Regions from separate parts of the Homo sapiens genome. Here all the other regions are linked to region 2. Evidence: chromatin loops called from intact Hi-C (ENCODE). Cell type or tissue: heart right ventricle. All regions are shown on one strand. Each heading gives the region's core, and the rest is flanking DNA. Links, peaks and the distances in the headings are about the cores only.

What was found. Peaks named below come from ENCODE experiments on the same cell type or tissue, not always from the same donor. Only the 100,000 strongest peaks of a DNase experiment are listed, where the experiment ranks them.
Region 1: it touches region 2 in a loop (8-fold over the local background); 74 of 110 quality-filtered maps call a loop at or near these places.
Region 3: it touches region 2 in a loop (4-fold over the local background); 15 of 110 quality-filtered maps call a loop at or near these places.

What each region holds. Positions count from the first base shown.
Region 1 is chr2:65,183,313-65,190,783 of GRCh38, forward strand. LOC124907779 (a long non-coding RNA gene) reads right to left here. Exons shown (of 2, transcript XR_007086461.1): 2 at 6,278-6,499. Among named protein-coding and RNA genes, the nearest start is that of ACTR2, 41 kb to the right of the region's middle. In heart right ventricle, for the core only: CTCF peaks have their summits at 4,141 (motif pointing left) and 4,347; a DNase peak (open chromatin) is centred at 4,129.
Region 2 is chr2:65,060,572-65,068,042 of GRCh38, forward strand. The region is part of intron 1 of CEP68 (centrosomal protein 68); the gene reads left to right. Among named protein-coding and RNA genes, the nearest start is that of CEP68, 7.9 kb to the left of the region's middle. RefSeq lists enhancers at 610-1,111, 6,997-7,471. In heart right ventricle, for the core only: CTCF peaks have their summits at 4,324 and 4,525; DNase peaks (open chromatin) are centred at 2,920 and 4,580; H3K27ac peaks cover 4,172 bases.
Region 3 is chr2:65,548,994-65,556,464 of GRCh38, forward strand. It overlaps the pseudogene VTRNA2-2P. Among named protein-coding and RNA genes, the nearest start is that of LINC03050, 50 kb to the right of the region's middle. In heart right ventricle, for the core only: CTCF peaks have their summits at 4,461 (motif pointing left) and 4,662; a DNase peak (open chromatin) is centred at 4,368.

The sequences.
Region 1 (7,471 bases), core at 1,684-6,683, 120 kb after region 2:
CACATTTAACAACTAGATTGTAGTTTCTAAATAAAGTTGCTTACTAACAGGAACCAAACTTCTTGGAGAAATGGCTAACTGCAAGTCTGAAATAGGAAACATGCAAGATGAACTCTGGACCATCTTATTCTACTAGAAAGCAAGGAAGCCATCAGGGTCCTGTCAACATGACTTAGAGAAATTTGAAGACATTCTCACTAGTCAGAGTTGGGACATTTTAAGCATCAATAAGAATAATAGCTGTAATTAATGAAAACACATTAAATAGGTGTAAATATTCCATGGAATACTATGCAGCCATAAAAAATGATGAGTTCATGTCCTTTGTAGGGACATGGATGAAACTGGAAATCATCATTCTCAGTAAACTATCGCAGGAACAAAAAACCAAACACCGCATATTCTCACTCATAGGTGGGAATTGAACAATGAGAACGCCTGGACACAGGAAGGGGAACATCACACTCTGGGGACTGTTGTGGGGCGGGGGGAGGGGAGAGGGATAGCATTAGGAGATATACCTAATGCTACATGACGAGTTAATGGGTGCAGCACACCAGCATGGCACATGTATACATATGTAACTAGCCTGCACATTGTGCACATTACCCTAAAACTTAAAGTATAAAAAAAAAAGGTGTAAATATTAAGTCCAAAATTCTACTTTAAAAATCTCATTGGTCATTTTTGGAGAATGCTAGAAAACCAACTCATTATTTTGAAAATTAAATAAAAGGAAGGAATCAAACACTTCTGAAAAGTCGACTATGGGTATGAGAGAAAACTTTGTAGTTTTTTAAATGAAAACTGGAAGGCTGGACCTCATTACTTTGCATCCTTGAACATTAATTAGGATACAGACCATTCTGTCCTATGCTGTTAATAGTTTATTGAATTCTATAAAGTACTAGAATAGGGAAGAATGCTTTTATTGTACTTTTAACAGATTTTTCCTGCAGATTCATCACCTCAGGTAGCCATGCAATAACTGTTAATAGATTATAACAAAGATAGAGAAAGAGGCCTCATTGTAAATAAACAAAGCATTTTAGTCTGTTCTAACAGATTGCAACCTATTAATCATTTGTGTTAGCTTTCCAGGGAAACCTCCATTTAAATATGGATTTATCTGCTTCACAAGTTTCATTAAGGGTCATTATTCTTATATATTTATATTAATAATTGCAGGAGAGAAAAATATTACAGCATTTTTTTTTTTTTTTAGATGGAGTTTTGCTGTTGTTGCCCAGGCTGGAGTGCAATGGTGCCATCTTGGCTCACTGCCACCTCTGCCTCCCGGGTTCAAGTGATTCTCTTGCCTCAGCCTCTCGAGTAGCTGGGATTACAGGCATGCGCCACCACACCCAGCTAATCTTGTATTTTTATTTTTTATTATTTTTATTTATTTACTTAATTTTTTTTTTTTTGAGATGGAGTTTTGCTGTTGTTGCCCAGGCTGGAGTGCAATAGTGCGATCTCGGCTCACCGCAACCTCCGCCTCCCAGGTTCAAGCTATTCTCCTGCCTCAGCCTCCTGAGTAGCTGGGATTACAGGCATGCATCACTACGCCCGGCTAATTTTGTATTTTTAGTAGAGATGGGGTTTCTCCATGTTGGTCAGGCTGGTCTCGAACTCCTGACCTCAGGTGATCCGCCTGCCTCGGCCTCCCAAAGTACTGGGATTACAGGCATGAGCCACCGCACCTGGCTAATTTTGTATTTTTAGTAGAAACGAGGTTTCTCCATGTTGGTCAGGTTGGTCTTGAACACGGGACCTCAGGTGATCCGCCCACCTTGGGCTCCCAAAGTGCTGGGATTACAGGCATGAGCCACCACTCCTAGCAATATACTCTTTATAACCTCACTACAACCACCTCAGATAGGCATTATTATTCACACTTTAAGCATGGAGAAACTGAAGCTCAGGGAAGTTAGGTAACTTGTGCCAGGTCACACAGCAAGTTAAGTACTGGAGCTGGGTTTGGAAACTGAACATTATGTCTCTAGGGCTGAACACTTACCTATTAAGCTATTATCTCAACTGCAAGTTTGATCATAAGACAGAATATTTACTTACTAATTAAGATGTACAAATGGGTAGGTTAGAGATTTTGGCTTTAGTCCTTACTCTGATATTTTAGCCAACTTTCTTCGTGACTCATTTTTTTTTTAACCTGTCAAATGGGAAAATAGCACTTACCTATTGTATGCAACCTATTTTTACCTATCTTTATTATTATGATAATAGATGTTAAAGTACTTTGAAAAGACAAATACTATACAAATGTAAAGTGCTACTACGATTATTTTTCTAAATAACAGAGGGCACTACACCTGTCTTCTGTCTTGGTGGGGTCAAGGTCTAGATTGACATTCTAATTCAACAAACATTTCCTTCTTTCTTTCTTTCTTTCTTCTTTTTTTTTTTTTTTTTTTTTTTTTTTTTTGAGACAGGGTCTCAGTCTGTCACCCAGGCTGGCTGGAATGCAGTGGCGCAATCTCAGCTCACTGCAGCCTCAACAGCCCAGGCTCCAGAGATCTTCCCACCTCAGCTTCCTGAGTAGCTGGGGGTTACAGTAGCTTCCCGAGTAGCACCCGGATAATTTTTTTTTTTTTTGAGACGGAGTCTCGCTCTGGAGGCTCTGTCGCCCTGGCTGGAGTGCAGTGGCATGATCTCTGCTCACTGCAACCTCCACCTCCTAGGTTTAAGCGATTCTCCCTTCTCAGCCTCCTGAGGAGCTGGGACTACAGACGAGTGCCACCACGCCCGGCTAATTTTTGTATTTTTAGTAGAGATGGGGTTTCACCATGTTGGCCAGGCTGGTCTCAAACTCCTGACCCTGTGATCCACCCGCCTCGGCCTCCCACGTGCTGGAATTACAGGCGTGAGCCGCCGCGCCTGGCCGCACCCGGCTAATTTTTTCAATTATTTGTAGAGGCGGTGTTTCGCCATGTTGCTCAGGCTGGTCTCAAACTCCTGGGGTCAAGCTACCTGCCCGCCTCAGCCTCCCAAAGTGCTGGGATTATAGGCGTGAGCCCCCACGCCTGGCCAACAAACACTTAAGTGTCTTCTATGAACCTAGCAAGTGCTTGGCACTGCTTCTGTTGAGTGCACAGCCCCAAGCGGAAGACAAACATTAAATACGCAATTATACAAATATGATAAAGTTTTATATTGTGTCTTGAAGGAAATAAACCCCTTGTTAGGAAAGAGAATGAGAGAGTGGACTTGGAGGAAATGACTTTTTCTCCACTGGGAGAGGGAAGAGTGGAAAACATGGAGAGGGGAGTGCTGTGCATGAGTCATGGTGGGAGAGATACCAGCCCAAGGTTGGGTCACTCAGGGCCTTGGGGGCTCTGTATTGGGCTTTGTACTTTATCCCAAGTGCAACAGAAAATCCTTTTTTTTTTTTTAACTTTTTTTTTTTTCTACTCTTGTTGCCCAAGCGGCAGTGCTGCAGTGGCGCAATCTCGGCTCACTGCAACGTCTGCCTCCTGGGTTCAAGCGATTCCCCTGTCTCCCAAGTAGCTGGGATTGCAGGCGCCCACCACCGCACCCAGCTAATTTTTGTATTTTTAGCAGAGACGGGGTTCACCATGTTGGCCAGGCTGGTCTGGAACCCCTGACCTCAAATGATCCGCCCACCTCGGCCTCCCAAAGTGCTGGGATTACAGACGTGAGCCACCGCGCCCGGCCAGAAAATCCTAAGGGGTTAGGAGCTGAGGCCTAGAATGGTCAAAGAGTTGGAGGTGTTTGCAAAAGTGATTTCATTGATGACCCGTGATGTCTGGGTTGAAAAGGGGAGAGTGAAGAGAGGAGGGGACTGCAGGATGGAGAGAAAGCAGCAGGGCTTGGACTGAAGAGCTTGCTAAGCTGAAAGGACTGTTGCTGCGGGGGTTACTTGAGAGCACGGAAGGAGAGGAGAGCGTGTTTGAATGAGTGAGGAAGGCTGTGAAGTTTCTGGTCCATGTTGTGATCACGGGAGTGGGTGGTGGTAACAGAGCAGAAGGAAGTGTAGCTGGGAATGTGAAGTGAGAAAGCTAAAAGGCCAGAATGGCTTGACAGAACCAGAGAGCAAGTTCCAATTCACGGGAGGCTCAAGCGCCTGGGTTTTGTACAGGGCTGACCCCTGCTGGTAAATTCTGGTAGAAGCCCAGGAAGCCACGCTGCTCGCTTAGGAGAACCTGAGAAGTGTGGTAACAGCGGTCACAGGCAGCAAAGGAAGAGGGCTGTTTTTCCTTAGACATAACATTTTCATTTTTGAAATGTCTCTGCCAGTTTTAGGCTTAGAATGTCCTCACAACTAAAGCATTCTTTGTAAATAATCCCCAACTCATGTTATCAAATGATGAAAATGCAATGTATGAATAATAGGGAGAAAAATTTCTCCGTGAATTGTCTTTTCACTTTCTTAGTAAACATATATGTAATAAAATGCACACATCTCAACTGTAGAGCTAGATGAAACTGTAGAAATGTATAAGCCCATTACGTAACAAATGTAATCATCACCCAGATTAAGTTAGAGCATATTCCAGTAGATCTCCCCAAAACCTCCCTCTTGTCCACTCACTACTTACCCTACTATCTTGACTTCTAACAGCATAGATTAGTTTTGCCTGTTGTTGAAAGTCATATAAATGGAATCAAACTGTATGCATTCTTTTGTATTTTGTTTCTTTTCTTTTTCTTTTTTTTTTTTTTTTTTTTTTTTGAGATGGAGTCTCGCTCTGTCGCCCAGGCTGGAGTGCAGTGGCGCAATCTCAGCTGACTACAACCTGCACCTCCCGGGTTCAAGTGATTCTCCTGCCTCAGCCTCCCAAGTAGCTGGGATTACAGGCGCATGCCACCATGCCCAGCTAATTTTTTGTATTTTTAGTAGAGATGGGGTTTCACCGTGTTAGCCAGGATGGTCCTGATCTCCTGACCTTGTGATCCGCCCGCCTCAGCCTCCCAAAGTGCTGGGATTACAGGCGTGAGCCACTATGCCCTGCCTGTATTTTGTTTCTTTGACTTAACATATGCCTGTGAAATTTACCCACATTGTGGTAGTAGTTCATTCTTTTTTAAAAAATTGCATTAAAAAATATGCTACCATTATTTATCCATTCTTTTTTTTTTTTTTTTTTGAGACGAGGTCTTGCTGTGTCACCCAGGCTGGAGGGCAGTGGTGGGATCTCAGCTCACTGCAACCTCCACCTACCAGCCTCAAGCAATCCTCCCACCTAAGCCTCCCAAGTAGTAGCTGAGACTACAAGTGTGCACCATCACAACTGGCTAATTTTTGTGGGTTTTTTTGGCTAGAGATGGGGTTTTGCCATGTTGCCCAGGCTGGTCTTAAACTTCTGGGCTCAAGCAATTCTCCCAGCTCAGCCTCCCAAAGTGCTAGGGTTACAGATGTGAGCCACTGTGCCAGGCCCACTATTTATCCATTTCTATTACTGATTAAAATTTGGATTGTTTCCAGATTATGACTATTATGCTCCTATGGCCATCCATCCATATGTCTTCTGTTAATTGTATGTGTGTGTATATGTATATATGTATTGTGTATGTATATGTATACACACATACATATGTGTACAGATATGTATGTCTATATACACACATACACACACATGCACACATATACACACACACATATGTTTGGTTAGTTGCCAGGTCACTTTAAGTAGGCAACAGAAAGGACCTCAAGAGAACTCCTTGGAGAATCTGACTTGAGGTCCTTAGAGTTTGTGTAGTACAGAGATGAGTTCTGAAAACATTCTCCAGGCCAAAGTGGCCAGAGGTGGCAGAGTAGAGAGGGCTGTGTTAGATGTGGACTACACGCCCTCTGAGGACAGGGCAAAGTACGGGTGGTTCTTATGGACCAAATGTGGATCCTGGGTCCCTCTTGGATCCTTCCCTAGAAAGACCATGGGATCCCAAAAGAGAGGTGGCCTGAAAGATGACAGGGAGCGGTCAAAATGGCAGTCAGATGAGAGGCATTACCAGGAATCTCTGAGGGACTCAAGGAGGGGAAGCCCTGGGATCTCCATCCCCTAGGGGGTACCTTCATGGGGTACCTGTCAGTAAGATCTTTCTGTCCCTTCCTGTCCCAGAAGAGGAGCTGGAGACAACATAGTGAGGGCCGGGGAAGAGGAGGACAGCCACAGTGGGAAAAGAGGACCAGAAGCTATCCATGACTTCTCCCCGACTGTCGGCTTCCCAGCCTGAAGCAGCTCAGAGCTGGGAGACTGACAGAAGCTCCAAATCAGGTAAGGATGTGGAGTTGTGATTAAGACACTAATCTAACTATTTAATTACTAAAATATCCCTGATAAAATCTTCTGCCCCAAAACTTGCTTCCCCTGCTGAATTCCTCACTTCACCTAATTGCAACTCCATCCCTCCAGTTGCTCAGGTCCGCAGCCATCAAGTGATCCTTCTGTTTTCATTCACATCCCATATTCCATGCATGAGAAAATCCTGCCGTCTCTACTTCAGTATGCTTCATGTTCTGAAATGGGAGAGTGGTCGAGTAAGTTTTTGGTGTTTACTGTATTTTGGATGTCCTGAATTATTCATTGTTGGCCAACATTCAGGAACTAAGCATTAGTACAGCTTGTAGATTTTCTGATTTCCTTATTTATTTATTTATTGAGACAGGAATCTTATTCTGTCACCTAGGCTGCAGTGCAGTGGCATGATCTCAGCTCACTGCAGCTTCAACCTCCTGAGCTCAAGCAATCCTCCTGCCTCAGCCTCCCCAGTAGCCGGGACTACAGGCATGGGCCATCAATGCCTGGTTAATTTTTTGAGGAGATGGGGTTTTGCCGTGTTTGCCCAGGCTGGTGTTGAACTCCTGGACTCAAGTGATCTGCCCACCTCAGCCTCCCAAAGTGTTGGGATTGAGCCACAGGAGTGAGGCACTGTACCCGTCCTCATTTTCTTTAATCTATTGGTTTACTTAAGTTTTTTCCCTTGAATTTGAAAATATTTCCCGATGTTCGTAGGTTTTCTAAGTTTACAAAGAAATGCTCTGTCCCTCTGTAGTACACACATGTGCCACTAAAGGCTAAATCTTCAAAATAAAGAGCCAAACCCAAGGAGGTAACTAATAACTCACTGAAGTGAAGTGATTATGGTTGCTACTAATTCACATCCCACATAATTCAATACAAAGAAATTGTTGGGATTGCATGCATGTGGGCTTCTGGATGGTGACCTGTGCATCTGTTCCTCTTGCCTGCTCAAACATCTTTCTTCCTAGAAGAAGACAGGGTCTAGACATCAGTAAGTTGGCAAAATGGGCCATTCCAACACTTGCTTCCCACAGAAACATCAATTTGAACAACTGTCCATGCATGAAAATACCTTCACAAGCACTAAGGATACCAGGTGAGAGATTACAGCACCCGAATGTAGTGCAGAAATAAGAAAAGACTCCTGTAATCCCAGCACTTTGGGAGGCAGAGGCAGGTGGATCACG
Region 2 (7,471 bases), core at 1,409-6,408:
AAATAAATGAATAAAAATAAAAACTGTCAGTATAGTAAAAGCAGTGGTCTGTGGAAATGCACCCATGTGGTCCAGGTACAGCCTCTTCTGACAGTGACTTTTGTTATAAGGAAGGTGTTTTTCTGCTTTGCTCTTTAGTGAGAAAAAAGGTGCTGTTGATTGACATATTCAGCCCTCAGCATCCTTGTACATTGAGCTTTGTTACACATGGACACTCTGCTGACTGCTGAGGAGGCCAGAGAGCTTGGGGTTGAGGGGAGGAGTAGCTGGGACTCAGTCAAGCTCCTTGTAGATGTGACTTACATCTCTTTAAAGGCTATCTAGGTTGGGCGCAGTGGCTCACGCCTGTAATCCCAGCACTTTGGGAGGCCGAGGCAGGAGGATCACATAAGGTCAGGAGTTCGAGACCAGCCTGGCCAACATGGTGAAACCCTGTCTCTACTAAAAATACTAAAATTAGCCAGGCGTGGTGGTGGGTGCCTGTAATCCCAACTACTCAGGAGACTGAGGCAGGAGAATTGCTTGAACCTGGGAGGTGGAGGTTGCAGTGAGATAGCACCACTGCACTCCAGCCTGGGCAACACAGCAAGACTCCATCTCAAATTAAAAAAAAGAAAAAAAAGGGCTACCTAAAGACCTTGCCTTGTAAATGAGAACATTGGCCTTGCTGGGAGGCTGTCTGGTAGCCCTGGTCAGTCAGCCAACAGATAAGTGAGTGAGAAGGCGAGGGAACAGACAGCCAAGCAGCCTAGCCCACAGCCCTCCCTACCGCATTGATCTACAGGGACCCACTGGCTCCTCCTAGGGCCCTGGGAGATTCCTTCTGTTCTTTTGACTCTAAGCAAAACTTCCAGAAGCAGCCCTGGGGAGAAAAGAAGGGGCTCCCGGTGCCCAAGGATCCTGGGGATGGCCTCGGCCCATGGCCAAGCCACAGCAGACACAGTCTACCCTCCGTAGCTTTGAGTCTTTTCTTCATTTTCACTTTACTTTGATTTTACCTGCAGAGAAGGGGGACAAAGTGCTCAGAGTGACCTATCCCACAGTGAAAGACAGGGCTGGTGTGGGGGACTGTGGGGCTCCAGGGGGACTTCCCAGCAGGGCAGGAGCAGGTGGAGCAGCAGTTGCTCTTTGCTGCTGGCCTCCCAGTCTCAGGCCTCCAGCCACAGTTTTCCTGGCACCCACGCCACCCTGAAGCAGGCCTCAGTCACCTTTTGTGACTGGCCCCTTTGTTGGCTTCCCCTACGTGTCTTTACCTCCTTTCATGTGACCTCCCATGCCTGCTTGGCCTCTGCCTTTAAGCTCCTTTATTCCATAAATCTAGTTCCCCCAGAGTTCTTCCAGCAAGCTCTGCTGGGTCCTGCCTTCTGTTTCCTTGTGGACAGTTTCATGTTATTGGAGAAAGAGCAGCATGGAAAGCCTCTTTGGTTCTCTGGGCAGGTTCTGCCACTGTGTGTTCATGGCAATTATCACTTATTCCTGTGGCCTCCTGTGAAAACAGGTTTGGAGGTTTTGGCCCTGAACTCATAGGGCTTGCTCAGTCTAGCAACACCTGGCCTCTGTGGCTGGCACAGGTGACTGTGCGCTCAGGTAAGAGACGAGCCCTTGCCAGAACAGAGCTCCCTGGGCAAAGTTGGTATAAATGAGATTGTTTCAAAGGGAGCTCACGACTTAAAGAGTCCTGGCCAGGTGCGGTGACTCCCGCCTGTAAGCCCAACACTTTGGGAGGCCGAGGCAGGCAGGTCACTTGAGGCCGGGAGTTCGAGAGCAGCCTGGCCAACATGGTTAAACCCCGTATCTACTAAAAATAGAAAAATTAGCGGGGATGGTGGCACGCACCTGGAGTCCCAGCTGCTTTGGAGGCTAAGCCAGGAGAATTGCTTGAACCCGGGAGGCAGAGGTTGCAATGAGCCAAGATCTCGCTGCTGTACTCCAACCTGGGCGACAGAGTGAGACTCCATCTCAAAAAAAAAAAAAAAAAAAGAGGCGGGGCGTGATGGCTTATATCTGTAAACCCAGCACTCTGGGAGGCCTAGGCGGGTGGATTGCCTAAGCTCAGGAGTTCGAGACCAGCCTTGGCAACATATCGAAACCCTGTCCCTACTAAAAATACAAAAAATGAACCACGCATGGTGGTGCACGCCTGTAATCCCAGCCATTTGGGAGGCTGAGGCACAAGAATCCCTTGAACCCGGGAGGCAGAGGTTGTAGTGAGCCAAGATCGTGCCACTGCACTCCAGCCTGGGCGACAGAGCGAGACTCTATCTCAAAAAAAAAAATAGTCCTAGGGGAGGTCCTTTTTTGTTGAAAGGAGGATTGCTCTCTAGTTGATCATTCATCTGTTTGAGGGGTTTAGTCAAGAGCAAGAGCAGAGCCTCACCCCTCCCACAGTTCCCAGTCCTCCTCTCTCCATCTTGGACAGAAGTGAGTGGGAGGAAGCCCGGCAGCTGTGACAGGAGTGTCCTAGGGTGATGCAGCATATACGAAGAAGGGTCAGATGTCCAGGCTTAGAGTTTGTGTTACCACATGCATGATTTGTGGGCGTATTTTTACTGTAGGGCAAGAGTAAGCCAAGCCTACATCACTCCTAATTATATCTGGTGGATCATACAGCCTCTTCAGGTTCTGGAAACTAACAGAATTTTAATAGCAAAGTCCAGATGGTCCCTAGAATATCCTGAAGCTTATGTGGCTTGTCTCTTGGTTTGACAAAGGACAAGGCAGTTCTGTTGTGTACAGACCTTTCTCAGAGGGTAAGGTTGAGTTCACTGTCTGTGCTCTGATGTCTCCTGTCATTCAGTCCAACCTCCTGGCACTTCCTTCATTTGGGAGGCGACGGGGGCCTGTGCCCCATCATGGAGCTGCTAGCCTCCAGGAGCACTGTAAAATGTGTGATCCGAGAACGGGAGGCCCCACATTAGGAAATTGTTTAAAGCTGATGACCTGGGAGACTGTGTGGGTCCAAGACAACAAGCGCTATTCACCAGTCTGAGAAGGATAAGCTGCCTCTTATTAGAAGTGCAACCTGAATCTATCGCCCCCACCCCTACCCCAGAGGGTTAGGAGGAATGATGTGTAAAATCTCGGATCTATGGAAATGAAGACCAGACCTTCATGCAGTGTTACAGATGGCCACCGGCCAGATGCAGACAGGGTTGAGTCCTAGGAATCCAAAACTTGTGCGTTTATCATAGCCTGGGCCAGTGTTTTCTTCGGCATGATTGCTGTTTTAAAAGAGGTTTGTCTTCAGTCATTACTTCAGGAAGTTTTCCCCTATTATTTTTATCCCAACTGATTTCTCCCTTTCGTTGCATTTTGGTAACATTTCATAGACAGTTTTGAATGCATTATAGATTGGTTTTTATTTTCTTTCACATGTGTCTGTCTTGGTTCTCATAATAAACTTGTATAATAGGGGGGAAAAGCATGATTTGTCAGGCAGATTAATAAGATTATGAAGGGACTGTTTATCCAGTCTAAGAAAGTAACTACCTTCATTCCGTCTTTACAGACGTACAATTTCCTTGAAAATCATTGAATTTCAGATCTTCTTACCTGGTTGCTGAAGGGACTTTGGCCACACTACTAACCTAGTTTAGGTTTGTGTGTATCCTTGTAAGTTACTTAGGGATGTCAACTGAATAGTTTGTAATAGCTCACCACTCCCTATCTCTCCAGGCTAAATAGATACCTTCTTTTTTGAATAATGAGGTCCAGACAAGATGAATAAAAAGTACATGATCAAAACAAAGGGATAATTTGTTTGCACCCCTCCCTTGCCCCATCATCATCTTATTCCAGCACCTTGTCTCAAGATCGCACCCTTTAGTGAGAGGTGTGGGGAATCTCTAGCCATTGAGAGAGTTTTTAGAAATCGAGCAAGAGGCCGGGCGTGGTGGCTCACACCTGTAATCCCAGCACTTTGGGAGGCCGAGGCAGGCAGATCACGATGTCAGGAGATCGAGACCATCCTGGCTAATGTGGTGAAACCCCATCTCTACTAAAAATACAAAAAATTAGCTGGGTGCGGTGGTGGGCGCCTGTAGTCCCAGCTACTCGGGAGGCTGAGGCAGGAGAATGGCGTGAACCCGGGAGGTGGAGCTTGCAGTGAGCTGAGATAGCGCCACTGCAGTCCAGCCTTGGCGAAAAAGCGAGACTCCGTCTCAAAAAAAAAAAAAAAAAGAAATGGAGCAAGAAGTAGCAATTGGGAATTATGGGCTATACCCAGCCTTCACCCTGGTTTTTCTAGCTCACGGGCGCAGCTGTTCCCCTACTTATGAAAACAAAACTTGCCTGTAAACGTCTTCATGTGCAGTTTCTTAATGAGCCACAAGGTGAGGATGTGGCTCCGTAAGATCTCTGTCTCAGCAAGATTTGTCACTCTTCTCTTTGTCCCTCCACCAGTCTTCTCTCTCTTCTGCTTTGTGGCTTAACTGTTTGATCACTTATTCCCCAGTTGGCTCATAAACAGCTTGGGCTCTGGAGTTGGGCAGTCCTGGACTTGTCTCACTCAGAGGCTTCGTTTCCCCATCTGTGACGTGAGGATTAAAGACCCTGGCTCCCGTGGGAACTGGCCCTCACATGTGCTGGTGGAGTGTAGAGTGATACCACTCAGCAGAGGGCCACTTGGCAGTGTGTGCAAAAGCACCCTTCGCCTCAGCAGCTCTACTTCTGCAATTCATGCTGAGGATGTGCCAGCACAAATGTGTGTGCATAGTGACTCATCATAGCATTGTTTGGACTAGCAAAAAAGACTAGAAATAACCCAAATGTCCACTAATAAGGGACTGGTGAAATAAACTAGTGCGTCCTTACACCAGAATACAGTACTGGTCAGTAATGAAAAAGAGGAAGCTGTCTTTGTACGGTAAGTCCTCACTTGATGTCGTCAGTAAGTTCTTGGAAACCGTGACTCTGCCACTTGAAAGGACATATAACGAAACCAATTTTACCATAGTCTAATTGATATAAATAAGAGTTAAGCTCCTATGGCATATTTCTGGTCATGAAAGCATCACCAAACTTCTAAGTAAAGACTAAAACACTTTTAAATTAAATAGTGAAATAAATGTGAGCTGTACATACATTTATGAAAGATGAATAAAAACAAGTAAGATGAGCCAGGCGTGGTGGCTCATGCCTGTAATCCCAGCACTTTGGGAGGCCAACTAGGGCGGATCATTTGAGGTCAGGAGTTCCAGATCAGCCTGGCCAACATGGTGAAACCCCATACAAAAATTAGTCAGGCATGGTGGTGAGTGTCTGTAGTCCCAGCTACTCAGAAGGCTGAAGCAGGAGAATTGCTTGAAGCCAGGGGCCGGAGGTTGCAGTGAGCCAAGATCACGCCACTGCACTCCAGCCTAGGTGACAAACCGAGACTTCATCTTAAAAAAAAAAAAAAAAACACAAGATTATGATTTACCTGCTTACTCAAATGGGTTCAAGTTCGCAGGTAGCTGGAGCCTGTCCCAGCAGCTGAGGGTGTAAGGAGGGAACCAATCATGGGCAGGACTTCATCCCATGGCAGGGCACGCTCACTCATCTACCCACACTCAGACCAGGACCATGTAGTCAGCCCCATTCACCTAAGTATATGTTTTCAGGATGTGGGAGGAAACCCGAGTATCCAGATGAACTGGATATCATCCAGGCAGACATGGGGAGAATGTGCACACTCCATACAGACAGTGACCTCAGTCAGGAATCAGGGTTTCTTATCAATGATATAATGAAAAGACATTGGACCGGCTGGGCGGTGTGGCTTACACCTGTAATCCTAGCACTTTGGGAGGCTGAGGCGGGTGGATCACGAGGTCAGAAGTTCAAGACCAGCCTGGCCAAGATGGCGAAACCCCGTCTCTATTAAAAATACAAAAATTGGCCAGGCACGGTGGCTCACGCCTGTAATCCCAGCACTTTGGGAGGCTGAGGCGGGTGGATCATAAGGTCAGAATTTCAAGACCAGCCTGGCCAGGATGGTGAAACCCCATCTCTACTAAAAATATAAAAATTAGCCAGGTGTGGTGGTGGGTGCCTGTAATCCCAGCTACTCGGGAGGCTGAGGCAGAGAATTGCTTGAACCCAGGAGGCAGAGGTTGCAGTGAGCCGAGATCACACCACTGCACACCAGCCTGGAAGACAGAGTGAGACTCTGTCTCAAAAAAAAAAAAAAAAAAAATATATATATATATATATATATACACACACAAAAAAAAATTAGCTGGGCATGGTGGCACATGCCTGTAATCCCAGCTGCTTGGGAGGCTGAGGCAGGAGAATTGCTTGAACCAGGGAGGCGGAGGTTGCAGTGAACTGAGATCGCACCAGTGCACTCCAGCCTGGGCAACAGAGTGAGACTCTGTCTCAAAAAAAAAAAAGATATCGTACCAAGTGATGTTACTGAAGGACCTGCTGTATTGCTTAGGAATGAGCCCCTAGATATTTTTTGTAGAGAAAAGAAAACCAAGGTTCTGAATAGTATGACCTATACAGTTTGCTACTTTTATGTAAAAAAAAAAAGGGAGGGAAGGATAAGCCTGGTACAGTGGCTTATGCCTATAATCCCAGCACTTTGGGAGGTGGGTGGATTGCCTGAGGTCAGGAGTTCAAGACCAGCCTGGCTAACATGGTGAAACCCCATCTCTACTAAAAATATAAAAAAATTAGCCAGGCATGGTGGCGCACGCCTGTAGTCCCAGCTAGCCGGGAGGCTGAGGTAGGAGAATCGCTTGAACCCGGGAGGTGGAGGTTGCAGTGAGCTGAGATCACACCGCTGAACTCTATCTAGCCTGGGTGATGGAGCAAGACTCAGTTTCTGGGGGAACAAAAGTGGGGGAAGGATGAACATAGATATTTGCATCAGGAAACAAGGGTCATACACAAAACTAGTAAGGCTGGTTCCCTGATTTTGTGGGAGTATCTAGTAGTAAATATTTTGTTTGATTTGTATTTAAAAATGGGCTGCTTTTTCTCCCATTTGGCTCCTTTGTCCTTCCTTGTAAGGTGACCTGTTACACTGATTCTGTCCATGCCTCCCCATGACACTAATGACAACAGCCAACACTTAGTGTCCATACCATGCCAGGCACTGTCATAGATGTTCTGCCTGCCCTGGCTCATTTTGGCAAAGGAATGGGGGACAAGGGCGGAGAGAGACTTACATCTGCTGTGCATTTTACATTTGAGCTGTATATTACCTTTCAAAAATAATTTTCTGATTAGTTCCTGCCCCACCTGGTGGTTGTGGGAACTAGACGAGCGTCCGTGCGAAGGGCATGCTCTTCTCCAGGGTCACTTCTGAATCAGGCTGGAGCCTGGCATGCCCCATCAGGCAGAGTAGGGAAGGGCCCTCTTGGATTCCAGTGCAAGGCGTCCTCAGTGTGTGCAGTGCCCATCTAGGTGGTATTTCCCAGCGTGTGAGCTGAGTAAGATGAGCCCGCAGCCATTCCCCCTTTGCAGGCTCTCCACCAGCATC
Region 3 (7,471 bases), core at 1,684-6,683, 490 kb after region 2:
AATATGCCCCAGTGGGGGAACCGGCTCACGGCTTTCCTGATTGTCATTTCTGCAGGTGACCCGAGTCCCTGGGCTTTCTCTCCACTCGCTTGCTCTGTCCCTTAAGAAGGGCCAGCAGGTGGATCTCAATGAGAAATGCTTACTGGGGTTTTGGGCGTTTAGGTCATGTACCCTGCATCCCATCTTGAGGCAGCCCTTGCAGCAGGAGGTGGGGACACACAGACACTTGGAAAGTGGTTTCAGATCCAGATTTGGATGTAACCTAAAACTGTCACCATTCTAAGCAATGGCTTTTAGATCTTGGACAGAGTAGGCAATCTTTCAAAGGTGACTAGGCCACTCTGCCATGCTCTGTGATCCTGGTAGGTGGGAGTAAGCTGCCTTTTGTAAGCCGAAGCTCCTGTGCTCAGTGGCTGGTTGGGGCGGCTCTTGTGAAGTGTTGGTGTGGGGGCCTCCCTTGTGCCATCTGGGTGTTTATGTTGTAGGATGTTAATATGTCATGGGGCTGCTTCCAAGTGGCCCTATTCAGATGTTCCAGTGACAAATGGATTCTGGAGATGAATGTGGGTGAGGGAACTACTAGTATCTTTTTCCGTTAACCAGTTTCATTTGAATTCACTATTGCATGACTTGATCAACATTTTGAAAAACAGAGAATAAAGTTCTGAGGTCACAGATTTTAGGAAGCATAATTTTCTTAGAAATGGAATAGAAAAACCTCAGAACACAGGACCCTGGCAGGAGGATTGGACAGTGGGATGACACAAAAGCTATAACCTAGTGATTCTCAGTGGGGGTGACGTTATCTCTGGGAATATCTGGCAATGGCTGCAGACACTTTCAATTATCATGGCTGAGCGCTCCTGGTATCCAGTGCAGAGAGGCCAGGGATACTGCTAAAGATCCTACAAGAGCCAGGACGGCCCCCACAATAAAGAATTACCTGTCCCCAGATGTTGACAGTGCCACTCTTGAGAAACCCTGTTATAAATGGGCCCCAATGCACCGCAATTACATGTACACATTCTCTTCCTCCTATGAACTGTCTTTTGTATTTTGCATGTAATGCTTACCAAACATTATGGGAGCATCATCTGCATGCCAGGTGCAGTACTGTGGGTAAGCGGGAGGTTAAAAAATGACTGAGACCAGTGAGGAAGACGCGCATCTACACAGCTCTCTCATCTAGTGCATTTAGATTCATGTCTCCCCTTTCCTAGGCGGAAAGCCTCCTGGTAGAAAGTGTATCCTTTAGACTCTCACAGCATCAGCCGCGATGCCTAATGGTAGCCTTTGTTCTCAGCAAATGCCTGTCATACATTCAGGAGTGGGGTCGGAAACAAGGCAAACTTCCCTGTAGGACCTGTACTATGGTTCAGTACGGGAGAGTTCACGTGGTCCTTGTGCTGTTTCTATTCCTCTTCTCATCCGGGTAGCCTCCCACTCCATAGGACAGACATTTCAGTAGCTGAGATGGACTCAAAGGTGACTAAGAGAGGCCGGAGCTCATCCTCTTGCACAGTAGTGATTATTCATGGCTGACCAGGAGATTTCTGAAGAAAAGCCTCCACATCTGGCCTCAGGAAGCCCTGCTCAGGAGGGCAATTCTTGCTTGAGGGTGTCCTGGCAAGGGAGCTTTGGAGCAGGAAAATCATCTGGTCATCAGAGTTCAATCATTCTTACCACCCTTGATGGCACTTTGAACCACACCAGCTCAGTGGACTGTGAAGGTTTGTTTCATAGAAGAATTTGGGGCCAGGCGCAGTGGCTCACGCCTGTAATCCCAGCACTTTGGGAGGCCGAGGCGGGCCGATCATGAGGTCAGGAGATTGAGACCATCCTGGCTAACACGGTGAAACCCCCTAAAAAATACAAAAAAAAAAAAAAATTAGCCTGGCGTGGCGGTGGGCGCCTGTACTCCCAGCTACTCGGGAGGCTGAGGCAGGAGAATGGCATGAACCCGGGAGGCAGAGCTTGCAGTGAGCCGAGATCGTGCTCCAGCCTGGGCAACAGAGCAAGACTCTGTCTCAAAAAAAAAAAAAAAAAAAAAAAGGAAATTTGGGCTGGAGGGTGATGGAAAAGCCAGAAGGTACGAACTCTACTCAAGGCATAAAATTTGAAGGCTGCCTGGGCCTGCCCTAACTCCACCCCAGCCCATTTATGGATATGTCCCCATTTCTGCTTCATTGGAACAAGAATGCCAGGACAGTTTCTTTGCTGATGGGCTTCTAGCATAATATATCTCTTTACTATCACAGATTTATATTCCTCATAGTCTACACCAAAGAGCCCAGGGTGGAGTGGAAGATGCTGCAGAGTTATTGCAAGGGGGTCTGTGACCCGTGCAACAAGCCCTGCCTGTAGAGCAAATATATCTTGCCTTACGCATGTACGTTCTACTATTTTTCAAATGCATATTTCACACTTCTATGTTCTACTGTTTTTCAAATATATATAAATACTACTGTGATTACAATAAAGGGATTGATTACAAAGTGTGGAATTCAGAGTGAATTGTCATTCCTCTGCTACTCTTGCCTCAAACCACAACCAATGTCAAATCAGTCGCCTAGCTTGCTTCCGATTTCTTCCTACTTCCACCTCTTCAGTCAAGAACCAGGCCTTGTCAGTTACTCCTTCACAGTCTCACATATGTGTCCTTTCTTCAGCCTTTGTCACCCAACGCTAGCCCTTATCACTCCTCCACTCACGGGGACCAGGGCTGCCCACGTGGTCCCGAGGCCTGAATCCAGAGCGTCCCTCCCACTGCCACCAAGTACATCTTCCTACTGGCCCACACAAGTCCTTGGTGTCAAAATATTTAGGGCTTCCAGTCTCCTTAACCTGATATCCCACCTGCTTTACAGTGTGGCATGAAGAACTATCTCTTGAACACAAAACAAGTCACCTTATCATTTACATTGTCTAATATTTAAAAAACAACTTTTAAAAACCAGTTTTGTGGCCAGGCATGGTGGCTCACGCCTGTAATCCCAGCACTTTGGGAGGCCGAGGCGCGTCATGAGGTCAGGAGTTTGAGACCAGCCTGGCCAACACATCGAAACCGCGTTTCTTCTAAAAATACAAAAATTAGCTGGGCATGGTGGCGGATGCCTGTAATCCCAGCTGCTAGGGAGGCTGAGGCAGGAGAATTGCTTGAACCCAGGAGGCAGATGTTGCAGTTAGCCAAGATTGCACCACTGAACTCCAGCTCCGGCAGCAGAGTGAGACTCTGTCTCAAAAAAAAAAAAAATCAGTTTTGTGTTCCATTAAAATACATTAAGTCGGGTGTGGTAGCATGTGTCTGTAATCCCAGCACTTTAGGAGGCTGAGGCAGGAGGATCCCTTGAGGCCAGGAGTTGGAGACCAGCCTGGACAACATAGCGAGACCCTGTCTCAAAAAAAAAAAAAAAATAGGACAGCAACTGAGACTTAATAAAAATGTCTTCCATGTATTTTTTCTAAAACCAGTTAATTTATATTTGTGGAATAATTTTGTGCTCACTAAACATGTACATACAACGCTATTATGGACTTCAATGAACAGAAAGCTTTTTCCATTGTTTCCAGATCACTCTTTCTCTCTCTTTTTTTTTTTTTTTTTTTTGAGACGGAGTCTGGCTCTGTAACCCAGGCTGGAGTGCAGTGGCGCCATCTCGGCTCACTGCAAGCTCCGCCTCCCGGGTTCACGCCATTCTCCTGCCTCAGCCTCCAGAGTAGCTGGGACTACAGGCTCCTGCCACCACGCCTGGCTAATTATTTTTGTATTTTTAGTAGAGACGGGGTTTCACTGTGTTAGCCAGGATGGTCTTAATCTCCTGACCTCATGATCTGCCCACCTCGGCCTCCCAAAGTGCTGGGATTACAGGTATGAGCCACCGCGCCCAGCCTCTCTCTTTTTTTTAAAGAACAGGTGTTCGCCAGGCACGGTGGCTCACGCCTGTAATCCCAGGACTTTGGGAGGCCAAGGCGGGCGGATCACGAGGTCAGGAGTTCGAAACCAGCCTGGCCAACATGGTGAAACCCCGTCTCTACTAAAAAAATGAAAATTAGCCGGGCGTGGTGGCATGTGTCTGTAATCCCAGCTACTCAGGAGGCTGAGGCAGGAGAATCACTTGAACCCGGGAGGCAGAGGTTGCAGTGAGCCAAGATCGCGCCACTGCACTCCAGCCTGGGCGACAGAGCGAGACTCTGTCTCAAAACAACAACAAAAAACAAACAAACAACAACAACAACAACAACAAAAACAGGTGTTCACCTCTTATTCCCTTGAAATAAGTTGTTGAAAAATCCTGTTGTTCTACACAGCCCTGCTCACCAAACAGTGTGAGAGCTGTGGGCTTGGTTTACCGCCCGCAGGTTCTGATCCCACGTCTTCTTTGCCCTGGTTGGAGAAGGGATGTGAGGAGCGGAGAAGCCGTGGCCCAAACAGGACCTGCTGGCTCCCTCTTGTGGAGAATAGGGAGAAAACATGCGGGAAGAAAAGGGGCTCTGTATATCGGCGAATACTATTTTACTGAAACAACCCCGGGAAATGTGATCTGAAAAATATGGTCTGAGACAGAGTTGTATTTTGCTGTGTATTGCAAAAGGGATTGGAAGTCACTGGGTGGGGGAGTATAAATTGAATAACTAGAATACGCAGAAGATTAAAAAAATTTTAGCCCATCATTTTGTTGTTGGCCCAGAGTAAACCTCTCTCCCAGGGCAATTCATAAGGAACAAACTGGCTTGGGGATCTCTTTTCCCCCCTCTTTCCCTTCTCGTGGTGGGAGGAGGAACAGAATTACCCAAAGGGGTGCCGCGGCTGAGGTGTATGTTCCTGGCAGGGATAAGGCACGGGCGCCTTGGCTCACCCAACAGTCCGGGCAGGCCTCCAGGGTCCTGCGTGTGGACACCAAATACCAAAAACCAACTGAATTGTATGCTTTAAAGTGATGGATTTTATGGTATGCAAATTACATCTCAATTTTAGAAAGGAAATATTTTATTGAGCCAGTTGTTAACTTGATTTAAAAATTGTATTCAGACACATGGTACAACACGTGGGCCTCATTTGTACTCTTGCCCCTGGGGTCCTGCAAATGTCACCAAGGAGTCTGCACATCGAGGTGTGAAATGGCAGTGGGTGCTTTGTCAACTCAGATTTTCAAGGAACCTGGAGCTTAGCAGTTGAGGTGGAGAGTGGTAGGAAATAAGGCTGGATCATAGACAAGGCCAGGTCCTGGAGGGCTTATGAACTGTGAGATGAACTCAGCCTTTATTGGAGGTGAGTGGGATGGACAGGTCTTAGTTGTAGGTTGGCAGTGAGGAATCTTTTTTTTTTTTGAGATGCAGTCTCACTCTGTCACCCAGGCTGGAGTGCAGTGGTGTGATTTTGGCTCACTGCAACTTCTGCCTCCCGGGTTCAAGTGATTCTTCTGCCTCACCCTCCTGAGTAGCTGGGACTACAGGTGCATGCCACCACAGCTGGCTAATTTTTGTAATTTTAGTAGAGTCGGGGTTTCACCATATTAAGCCAGGCTGGTCTTGAACTCCTGACCTCGTGATCTGCCCGCCTCGGCCTCCCAAAGTGCTGGGATTACAGATGTAAGCCACCACGCCTGGCTGATTTTGCATTTTCAAATAAACAGCCATACCTTTTTACTTTCCACTCTAGCAGCTGGTGGGGAGGACAGATCTGAGAGGGACCGTTCTGGAGTCATCGAGGGCAGTCGGCTGTTGCATTCATCTAGGAGAGAGGTGTGCCAGGCCTGAACCCTAAGGCAGTGACAGTAGAAATAAGGCAGAGGAGAGGGCAGGTCATGGAAATGCTTAGCCATAAACTCAGAGGCATGGGGATAGTGGTGGAGTGTGTGGAAGAGAAGGTGGGGGAAGAGTCAAAGGTGACTCATCATTGTGGGTAGTGGTGGCAAAAGTGGGCAGGCTTGGGGCATGTGGAGGGAGAGGACCTGCTGACTGAGAAAATGACCAGTGGGTGTTAGATAAGAAGAGGTCAAGCCCGGAGGCTGGGGTGTGGAGTCTTCATCATATCCTACTCAACCACAAGTTGGGTGAAGATGAACTCTCGTGGTGCTTGAGGGGAAGGATGAGGTTGGTCCCTTGGGAAACACCAGTGTCATCTAGAGCAAGAAGTGGGAGACCCAGCCTGCCGCAGAGTGTTCTAAGAAGGGCGTGGTCAGTGGACCAGATGCCATAAGACCATCAAGGAGAATCAGGAGGTACAAGCCCTGGATTTAGTGACAGTGATGATGATGAGTGCCTTTTGCCAGCTGGTACATTTCAGCGGGATGTTGCATGAAACAGCCGGGTCTCAGTGGGCAAGGAACAAGTGTGAGGCCAGGAAGTGGAGGCAGAGAGTGCAGTCGACTGCAAAGGGCATGACTCCGAGCAGCAGAAGGATGGGTTGAGGGAGGGCTTTTTTTTTTTTTTTTTTTTTTAAAGATCAGAAAGCACCTGCAGGATTCAAACCCCAGCACAGGGAGTTAGAGAGACAGAAAGTCTGGCATGAGGAAGTAACCACTTGAGCCAAAGCTGACCCAAGGGAGGGCTTCATCTAAGGGAGAAGAGGAGGTGGTTACATCATTGCGTTTTATTTATTTATTTGCTTTTTTTTTTTTTGAGACGGAGTCTTGCTCTGTTGCCCAGGCTGGAGTGTAGTGGCGTGATCTCAGCTCACTGCAACCTCTGCCTCCCTCCTCAGCCTCCCAAGTAGCTGGGATTAAAAGCATGCACCACCACGCCCAGCTAATTTTTGTAGTTTTAGTACAGACAGGGTTTCACCATGTTGGCCAGGCTGGTCTTGAACTCTTGACCTTAAGTGACCCACCTGCCTCGGCCCCCCAAAGTGCTGGGATTACAGGCGTGAGCCACCGTGCCAGGTCTTATTTGCTATTTTTAATAAAAATATTAATGTACGTGGTAAAAAAATCAAACACTACAGCAAATGTATAAAATGAAAAGTAAAATTCTGTACTTTTCAGACTCCCTCGTCTCTCCTTGTCCAAAGGTAACAGTTATGATCAATTTCTTATATATTCATCCAGAAAAAATTTTATACATATGGAATTCTCTTTAAAGATGAGAGAGATTTGGCTGACTTTAAATACTGATGGAAAAGAGCTATATAGAGAAAACGGTGAAGACAGACGGAAGGCTGATGGGAGAGAACTGGTAGCCAGCTCACTCCCGGGGGTGGGGAAGGAACCCAGGGGAGGGGAGAGAAGAGGCCTGGCTTGGTGGTGGAAATGCAGGTTTTTGCTGGGACTGGAGGGAAGGGCAGGGAGCAGGGATGGTGGAAGTGAGGTCAAAGTGTGCAAAACCATGATTTATGATGTCAGCGGTGGGGTGATTCAGGAAGATGGTGTAGGTGTGGCAGAGGCCATGAACATGGGTGGATGGAGTGGAGGTGAAAGTCATGGTGGTTGGGGATCGTTGAGCCCGGGATGTTGGATGAGTTCTTCACACGGAT